2 separate regions of the Homo sapiens genome follow, and region 2 is linked to region 1. A link is an interaction called in ENCODE POLR2A ChIA-PET data of the cell type or tissue named here. Cell type or tissue: B cell. All regions are shown on one strand. Links, peaks and the distances in the headings refer to the core of each region. The heading gives the core; the rest is flanking DNA. Region 1 holds the start of CCDC22 (CCC complex scaffolding subunit CCDC22). Region 2 has its middle 15 kb from the start of WDR45.

Region 1 (4,342 bases), core at 343-4,342:
ATGTGCAATATCTCTATGGAAAAAAGATCAAATATTATCAATTATTATTATTTTTAGAGACAGGGTCTTGCTCTGTCACCCAGGCTGGAGTGCAGTGGCGTGATCATAGCTCACAGTAGCGTTGAATTCCTGTGCTCAAGTGATCCTCTGACCTCAGCCTCTGTAGCTGGGACTGCAGGTGTGCACTACCATGCCCAACTATTTTTTTTTTAAATTTTGGGTTGCTTCGAACTTTATTTGAGAACAACAGAAGATAAACCTATCAAAAGAACACACAGGTGGGTGCGGGGGCACGGCTAGTGGCGGCGGCCGGGGTGGGCATCCGGGCTAAGGCTTTTACTTGGCTGCAGACTGGTCGGATTTCGCAGCTCCTAGGCCCCCAAGCTGGGCCCGTGACTCCAAGGTGATCTCGTTGGACTGCGTGGCTAGCTTGGGCATGGGGGCCTCCACGGTCAGTGTGCCCTCAGGGGACAGGGAGGAGGAGACCTTGGTGGGGTCCACACCGGGGGGCAGCGTGTATTTCCGGGTGAAGCATCGGGAGATGTAGCCATGCTCGTCCTGCCGCTCCTCGTGCTTGCTGGTGATCTCCACCATGCCATCCTTGGTCTTGACCGTCAGCTCGTCGGAGGCGAAGTAGTTGATGTCCAGGGATACGCGCCAGCGGTCCGCTGTGGGCCGATTCTCCGAGACCCCGCCGCTGAGCTGCCGGCTGAGCGCGTAGCTGTAGGCGGGCGCGGCCACCGCGGGGCTCTCGACCGCGGCGGGGGCAGGGGACGCACGTAGCGGGGCCAGCAGCTGGTGCCCAACCACTGCGACCAGCCCGAAGGCCTGGTCAAAGAGGCGACTGTGCGGGTACCAGTCGCGGAAGGGGTCCCAGCTGGGGTCCCGCAGGAGCGAGAAGGGGACGCGGCGCTCGGTCATGCTGGCTGGCTCTGCTGGGGACGTCTGCTTGGACAAGTGTCAATTTTTTTTTTTTTTTTAAGAGATGGTGTATTGCTGTATTGCCCATGCCGGTCTCAAACTCCTGACCTCAAGCGATCCTCCCGCCTTGGCCTCCAAAACTGCTGGGATTGCAGGTGCGCGTCGGCTGTTCAAGAAATGGTTACATAGATTTCTTTTGCTTTATTTATTTATTTAGAGACGGAGTCTCGCTCTGTTGCCCAGGCTGGAGTGTAATGGCGCAATCTCAGCTCACTGCCACCTTCGCTTCCCCAGTTCAAGTGATTCTCCTGCCTAAGCCTCCCGAGTAGCTGGGACTACAGGCATGTGCCACCATGCCTGGCTAATTTTTCTCATTTTAGTAGAGAGGGGGTTTCACCATGTTGGCCAGGCTGGTCTCGAACTCCTGACCTCAGGTGATCCACCCGACTCGGCCTCCCAAAGTGCTGGGATTACAGGCGTGAGCCACTGCACCCAGCCGGTTACATAGATATTTGCTGTGTAATTATTCTTTGGAGTGTACAAATGTGTATCATATTAAAGCATTTATTGAATGCATGGACACTAGTAACTATAACTTACATAGTGCTTTCTTATCTTATGTGTCAGGCACATAGTACAACGTGCTTTATATAAATTAATTCTGTTTTAATCCTAAAAAGCAGGTACTGTCAATAGTCCCATTTTACAGATGAGGAGACTAAGACACAGGGAAGTAGTCGCTTTGTGTTAAAATTCTGCCCTTAATGTGTACACTTTTATAGCCTAGAAGATGAATGCCGCCTTAAACGAATGAGTCAGGAAGCCCCTTTCTGTCCGGCCCCTCCACTCCCCACCACACGGGTTGTTCCTTTTTCCCTTGGAAGAGCCCACTGGACTGCAGGTGGAAGAACTACAGTTCCCAGCAGCTATTGCAAGCTCAACCTCCGTGCACACTCACCCCAGGCCTCACATCCGGCATGCGCCGTGCTCGCTCACAGAACTACACTTTCCAACTCTCCCCACACGACCCGTGACACTCTGTGGACCGCGAGCACGGAGCAGGGTTTCTACAGCTGCTCCCCACTTTCTCGGACCCGGTCCTGGACCCAGCCCCCGACTCCGACACGGCTCCACCATGGAGGAGGCGGACCGAATCCTCATCCATTCGCTGCGCCAGGCCGGCACGTAAGGACAGAGCCCCCGCCCACCCCCGAAGCCCACATCCGGGACTCTAAAGCCCAGGACCCCGTTTCCCGGGAACCTTAAAACCCGGGATCCTGACATTCAGGGCTCCAACTCCAGGATCCTAAGACCCTCACCCCCTTACACACACACACACACACACACACACACACACACACACGCACACACACACCGCCCTCCCTGACACCGACATCAGAGGCCTCCCAAATCCTTTAACCATGATATTTGGTACACCCAAAGCTCTGGGACCCAGACACCTTGAGACGTTACAACCTTGAAACCTCAAGACCCGGAACCCTGTAATCTGGGGAATCTTAACATCAGTTCCCTGAGACCCTGTTATCTGGAGACCCTAAGACACCTGTGCCCTAAGAACCAGGGAGCGTAAAACCCCAGGACCCTGGCACTCGGGGACTCCAAAAAATCCCTGGACCAGATACTTGGGATCCTTCAAACTCCAGTTCCCCAAACACCTGGGGCTTAAAAAAACCCAGGATTCTTTTTTTTTTTTTTCCTTTTCCGAGATGGAGTCTCGCTCTGTCGCCTAGGCTGGAGTGCAGTGGGGTGATCTCAGCTCACTGCAGCCTCCGCCTCCCAGGTTCAAGTGATTCTCCTGCCTCAGCCTCCCAAGTAGCTGGTATTACAGCCGTGCGCCACCTTGCCCGGCTAATTTTTGTATTTTTAGCAGAGACAGGGTTTCACCATGTTGGTCAGGCTGGTCTCCAACTCCTGACCTCAAGTGATCTGCCCGCCTCCGCCTCCCAAAGTGCTGGGATTACAGGTGTGAGCCACCACGCCCAGCCAAAAAAACCCAGAATTCTAAAATCTGACATCAGCATTTGGTCACCCTGACGCACGAAGACTCCTCCGTTCAGAGGCCCTAAAAACCCAGGATGCCAACATCTAGGGAGTCTGATTTTTGTATTGCTTGAAACTAGGTGGTCTTGATATTCAGGGATCTTGATACCCAGGGACCCTGACATTTGGAACTTCTGAAAACAGCAGCCTCCTAAAATCTAGTCTTCTCAAAACTCTAGCAGCTCAATATGTATGCAAAGAACATACTATCTGGGAACCAAGAAACCCAGAGATTGTGCCACCTGGACCCTTTCACCTTCCCAGACTCCCAAATTTTGATATTTTTCTAAACTGAGTTCTCTTCCACCCACCATTCTCCTACTCCAAGATCTTAGGACTTGAGGATTTCCCTAGTTCCTGGTTTTCCAAATGGAAGTCACAGTCACCAACATCCAGGATCTGTCTGAACTGTAGGCATCCTCCCTGCCCCGACCCTGGTACTAGTGTTTCCAAAAGGCTGCAGGGCTCAGCCTGATCCCTGTTGCCTGACTATTCCTGCGATCAAGCTGGTCCCCTTCTTCAGGGCAGTTCCTCCAGATGTGCAGACCTTGCGCGCCTTCACCACTGAGCTGGTTGTAGAGGCTGTGGTCCGCTGCCTGCGTGTGATCAACCCTGCGGTGGGCTCTGGCCTCAGCCCTCTGCTGCCTCTTGCCATGTCTGCCCGGTTCCGCCTGGCCATGAGCCTGGCTCAGGCCTGCATGGTGAGTGGCCCTCCTCCTAATGCACACATCCTCTTTCTTCCTCTTTTACAAAGTAACCAAGTTCCTTTGCAACACTTGCCTTTCCTCTGCAACACTTGCCTTTCCTCTGCAACACTTGCCTTTCCTCTGTCATTTTTCCTGCGGCTTAGTTTTCATTAGTGGTTAAGGCTGCTGACTGTACTGCCAAACTGCCTGAGTAGTTTAGATCCTAGCCCCACCACTTGGTAACTGTGTGACCCTAACCCTTCTGGGCCCCAGTTTTCCTATTTGTGAAATGGAGATGATAAATGTAGTGCTTTTATGAGGAGCAAATGAGTTTATCCAGTTTGCACCTGGGCTGCTCCTGGCTTCTATGTTTTAAATTTAGCTGCAAAATACCACCCCCACCCCATAGTATCCATTTCCTAGTTCCAGAAAATACTCTGTCTGGGTCATATACTCCTAAACTAATCACTCTGTGCTCTGATTGGCCCAGTCTGGATGACATGGTCATTCCTTTTTTTTTTTTTTTTTTGAGATGGAGTCTCACTTTGTCGCCCAAGCTGGAGTGCAGTGGTGCGATCTTGGCTCACTGCAACCTCTGCCTCCCGGGTTCAAGCAATTCTCCTGCCTCAGCCTCCCGAGTAGCTGGGACTACAGGCGTGTGCCACCACACCCAA
Region 2 (4,385 bases), core at 291-4,290, 140 kb before region 1:
TCAGGTGTTTGCTTTTTATCACAGAAACTGCTGTAAACCCAGCTTTGCAAAAAGATGTCATTGAAAGAAAAGTAGTTCAATGTAACTTTGAAACTTTGAACTCCCTTGAATAGTTTATGAGGTATCTGACATGTTGAGTACCCATATATTTCCCTCAAACAATTTAAAGCATCTTACAGCGTCCCTGAGAATTCACTATGGCACTCTGAGGTGCCTCAACACAGTTTGGGAACTGCAATCCTAACTCACGCAGGTCTGTGTTTCCTCATTCTGTTTCTTTTCACTTAGTATTATGGTTTTTTTGTTTTGTTTTTTAGAGGGAGTCTCTGTCACCCAGGCTGGAGTGCAGTGGCGCCATCTCGGCTCACTGCAACCTCCGCCTCCTGGGTTCAAGCCATTCTCCTGCCTCAGCCTCCCAAGTAGCTGGGATTACAGGTGCCCACCACCATGCCTGGCTAATTTTTGTATTAGAGACGGGGTTTCACCATGTTGGCCAGGATGGTCTCGATCTGACCTCGGCCTCCCAAAGTGCTGGGATTACAGGTGTGAGCCACTGTGCCTGGCCAGTATTATGTTTTTAAGCTGGATACTTTGTTTTCTTTTAATAGAGATGGGGTCTTGAGGTCTCACTATGTTGCCCAGGCTATATTTTTTTTGAGACGGAACTTTGCTCTTGTCACCCAGGCTGGAGTGCAATGGCACGACCTCAGCTCACTGCAACCTCCACCTCCTGGGTTCAAGCAATTCTCTTCCCTGGGATTACAGGCTTGAGCCGCTGAGCCCGGCCAGCCCAGGCTAATCTTGAACCACTGGGCTCAAGTAATCTTCCTGTCTCAGTCTTCCAGAGTGCTAGGATTACAAGCGTGAGCCACCACAATCAGCCTTCTTTTTTTTTTTTTTTTTTAATGAGTCAGGGTCTCCCTCTGTCACCCACACTGGAGTGCAGTGGTGTGATCATAGTTCACTGCAGCCTGCAGCCTCGAACTCCTGGGCTCAGGCAATACTCCCACTTCAGCCTCCCAAGTAGCTGGGACTACAGGCACACTTCACCATGCCCAGCTTTTTAAAACATATTTTTTGTGAAGATGCGGTCTCATTATGTTGGCCAGGCTGGTCTCAAACTGCCGGACTCAAGTGATTCTCCCACCTTGTTCCCCAAAGTGCTGGGATTACAGGTGTGACCCACCTTGCCTGGCCCGGGGTGTCTTTTTTTTCTGAGATGGAGTCTCACTCTATCGCCCAAGCTGGAGTGCAGTGGTGTGATCTCAGCTCACTGCAACCTCCACCTCCTGGGTTCAAGCGATTCTCCTGCCTCAGCATCCCCAGTAGCTGGAATTACAGGCACACACCACCATGCCTGGCTATTTTCTGTATTTTTAGTAGACACAAGGTTTCACCATGTTGGCCAGGCTGGTCTCATAGGGTGTCTTTAACTAGCATGGAACCCACAAGGTCCACTCATTCATTTTTGTATTACCTCCCAGGCTCAGCATGGTGCCTGAACCTCTATAAGGAGGCAATGTGTGTTAAGAGAGACAGGAGGGGTCAGGTGCGGTGGCTCACACCTGTAATCCCAGCACTATGGGAGGCCAAGGCAGGCAGATCACTTGAGGCCAGGAGTTCGAGACCAGCCTGGCCAACATGGCAAAATCCCGTCTTTACTAAAATTGCAAAAATTAGCCATGCGTGGTGGTGTACGCCTGTAATCCCAGCTATTTAGGAGGCTGAGACATGAGAATTGCTTGAACCCGGGAGTTTGAGGTTGCAGTGAGCTGAGATCGCCCCACTGCACTCCAGCCTGGGTGAAAAAATAAGACTGTCTCAAAGAAAAAAAATTTTTTTTTTTGTAGAGACGGGGTTTCCCCACGTTGCCCAGGCTATAACTGTACTTTAAAAGACACAATACTCTAGAGATGTCATTACAGTTAGTAGATTATTATCTTAATTGACCCTAAATTCGCTATTTTGGAGCTAAGCAACCAATTACGGCCTGGTGGTATATTCACCTGCTCCTTAGATGGAGGTTCTGTGAAGGCAGCAGCTCTGTCCATGTTGTTTACTGTAGGGCTGAACACTGACCTTGAGACATAGTTGGCACTCAAAATTATATGTTGAATGACAGAATTTTGATTAGGTGGATCTAACGCATTTGAAATAATTCATAGGGCTGGGCACGGTGGCTCAAGCCTGCAATCCCAGCACTTTGGGAGGTGGAGGCAGGCAGATCGCCTGAGGTCAGGTGTGCAAGACCAGCTTGGCCCCAGCCTCCCTAGTAGCTGGGATTACAGGCATGCACCACCACGCCTGGCTAATTTTGTATTTTTAGTAGAGATGGAGTTTCTCCATGTTGGTCAGGCTGGTCTCAAACTCCCGACCTCAGGTGATCTGCCTGCCTTGGCCTCCCAAAGTGCTGGGATTATAGGCATGAGCCACCGAGCCCGACCATCCTGGACATCTCTTAACCCAGCTTTCCCTCTGCAAAGGGAGCATGCATTTCAGTGAAAGTTTAGAAGAATTACAGTGATATCACTTTCATGAATCAAAATTGGCTACTTGACTTCAGTAATTTGTGAAAATTACTGTTGCGGCTGGGCATGGTGCCTCACACCTGTAATCCCAGCACTTTGGGAGGACAAGGTGGGAGGATTGCTTGAGCCCAGGAGTTCGAGACTGGCCTGAGCAACATGGCAAAATTCCATCTCTACAGAAAATACAGGCTGGGCACGGTGGCTCACACCTGTAATCCCAGAACTTTGGGAGGCCAAGGCGGGCGAGCCTCCTGAGTAGCTGAGACTATAGGTTCACACCACTACATCCGGCTAATTTTTTTTTTTTGAGATGGAGTCTTGCTCTGTTGTCCAGGCTGGAGTGCAGTGGCACGATCTCGGCTCACTGCAACTTCTTCCTCCCAGGTTCACGCCATTCTCCTGCCTCAGCCTCCCGAGTAGCTGGGACTACAGGCGCCCGCCACCACGCCCAGCTAATTTTTTGTATTTTTAGTAGAGACGGGGTTTCACCATGTTAGCCAGGATGGTCTCGATCTCCTGACCTCATGATCCGCCCACCTTGGCCTCCAAAAGTGCTGGGATTACAGGTGTGAGCCACCGTGCCCGGCCTTTTTTTTTTTTTTTTTTTTTTTTGAGGCGGCATCTCGCTGTCACCCAGGCTAGAGTGCAATGGCGTGATCTGGGCTCACTGCAACCTCCGCCTCCCGGGTTCAAGCAATTCTCTGCCTCAGCCTCCTGAGTAGCTAGAATTACAGGCGCCAGCTGCCAAGCCTGGCTATTGTTTTTGTATTTTTTTTTTTAGTAGAGATAGGGTTTCAATAAGTTGGCCAGGCTGGTCTTGAATTCCTGACCTTGTGATCCACCCACCTCGGCCTCCCAAAGTGCTGGGATTACAGGCATGAGCCACCCTGCCCGGCCAAGTTTTACATTATTAAGCTATCCATGTTCTCTTGGGAACTGAACTTTTTTTCCTCTTGATGCTCTGGATTTGACATTGCACTTGACTTTTTATGTAGTAACTGACATGTGCCAGAGTTGGCATCTTCCCCCAAGTCCAAGCATCATGAGTAACTCTTGCTTATCTCTCTCTCTCTCTTTTTTGAGACAGGTTTTGCTGTCACCTAGGCCGCAGTGCAGTGGCGTAATCATGGCTCATTGCAGTCTCAACCTCCTGAGCTCACTCAATCCTCCCACCTCAGCCTCCCATGTAGCTGAGACTACAGGCACGCACCACCACACCCAGCTAAATTTGTTTATTTTTGTAGAGACTAGATCTCACTATGTTGCCCAGGCTGGTCTTGAACTCTGGAGCTCAAGCGATCCTCCTGTCTCAGCCTCCCAAAATGTTGGCATTATAGGCGTGAGCCACTGCACCCTGCCTTGCTTATCTTTATAGATTCAAATGGTAGGCATTTCCCATCACCTAATTCCTTTTTTTGTTATTGTTGAATAGGGTCTTGCTCTGTTGCCCAGGCTAGAGGGCAGTGGCCCAATCACAGCTCACTGCAGCTTCAATCTTTTGGACTCAAGTAATCCTCCTGCCTCAGCCTCACAAAGTGCTGGGATTACAGGCATGAGCCACCAGGCTTGGCAAGTGATGACATTTTTTATTTTTATTTTTTGAGACTGAGTTTCGCTCTGTCGCCAGGCTGGAGTGCAGTGGCACAATATCGGCTCACTACAACCTCCGCTTCCTGGGTTCAAGCGATTCTCCTGCCTCAGCCTCTCAAGTAGCTGGGACTACAGGTGCACACCACCATGCTCGGCTAATAAGAGATGGGGTTCCACCATGTTGGCCAGGATGGTCTCCATCTCTTGACCTCGTGATCCGCCCACCTCGGTCTCCCAATGTGCTGGGATTACAGGTGTGAGTTACTG

Evidence for each region. Peaks named below come from ENCODE experiments on the same cell type or tissue, not always from the same donor. Only the 100,000 strongest peaks of a DNase experiment are listed, where the experiment ranks them.
Region 2: POLR2A ChIA-PET joins it to region 1 with 5 read pairs; 3 of 35 experiments call an interaction of 5 or more read pairs at or near these places.

What each region holds. Positions count from the first base shown.
Region 1 is chrX:49,233,581-49,237,922 of GRCh38, forward strand. CCDC22 (CCC complex scaffolding subunit CCDC22) reads left to right here and starts at 1,890. Exons shown (of 17, transcript NM_014008.5): 1 at 1,890-2,106; 2 at 3,506-3,683. The coding sequence starts at 2,057. It also overlaps the pseudogene HSPB1P2. In B cell, for the core only: no CTCF peak of the experiment used is centred there; DNase peaks (open chromatin) are centred at 1,911 and 3,551; H3K4me3 peaks cover 1,192 bases; H3K27ac peaks cover 1,911 bases.
Region 2 is chrX:49,092,644-49,097,028 of GRCh38, forward strand. It overlaps a transcript of WDR45 not described here. Among named protein-coding and RNA genes, the nearest start is that of WDR45, 15 kb to the left of the region's middle. In B cell, for the core only: no CTCF peak of the experiment used is centred there; no DNase peak of the experiment used is centred there.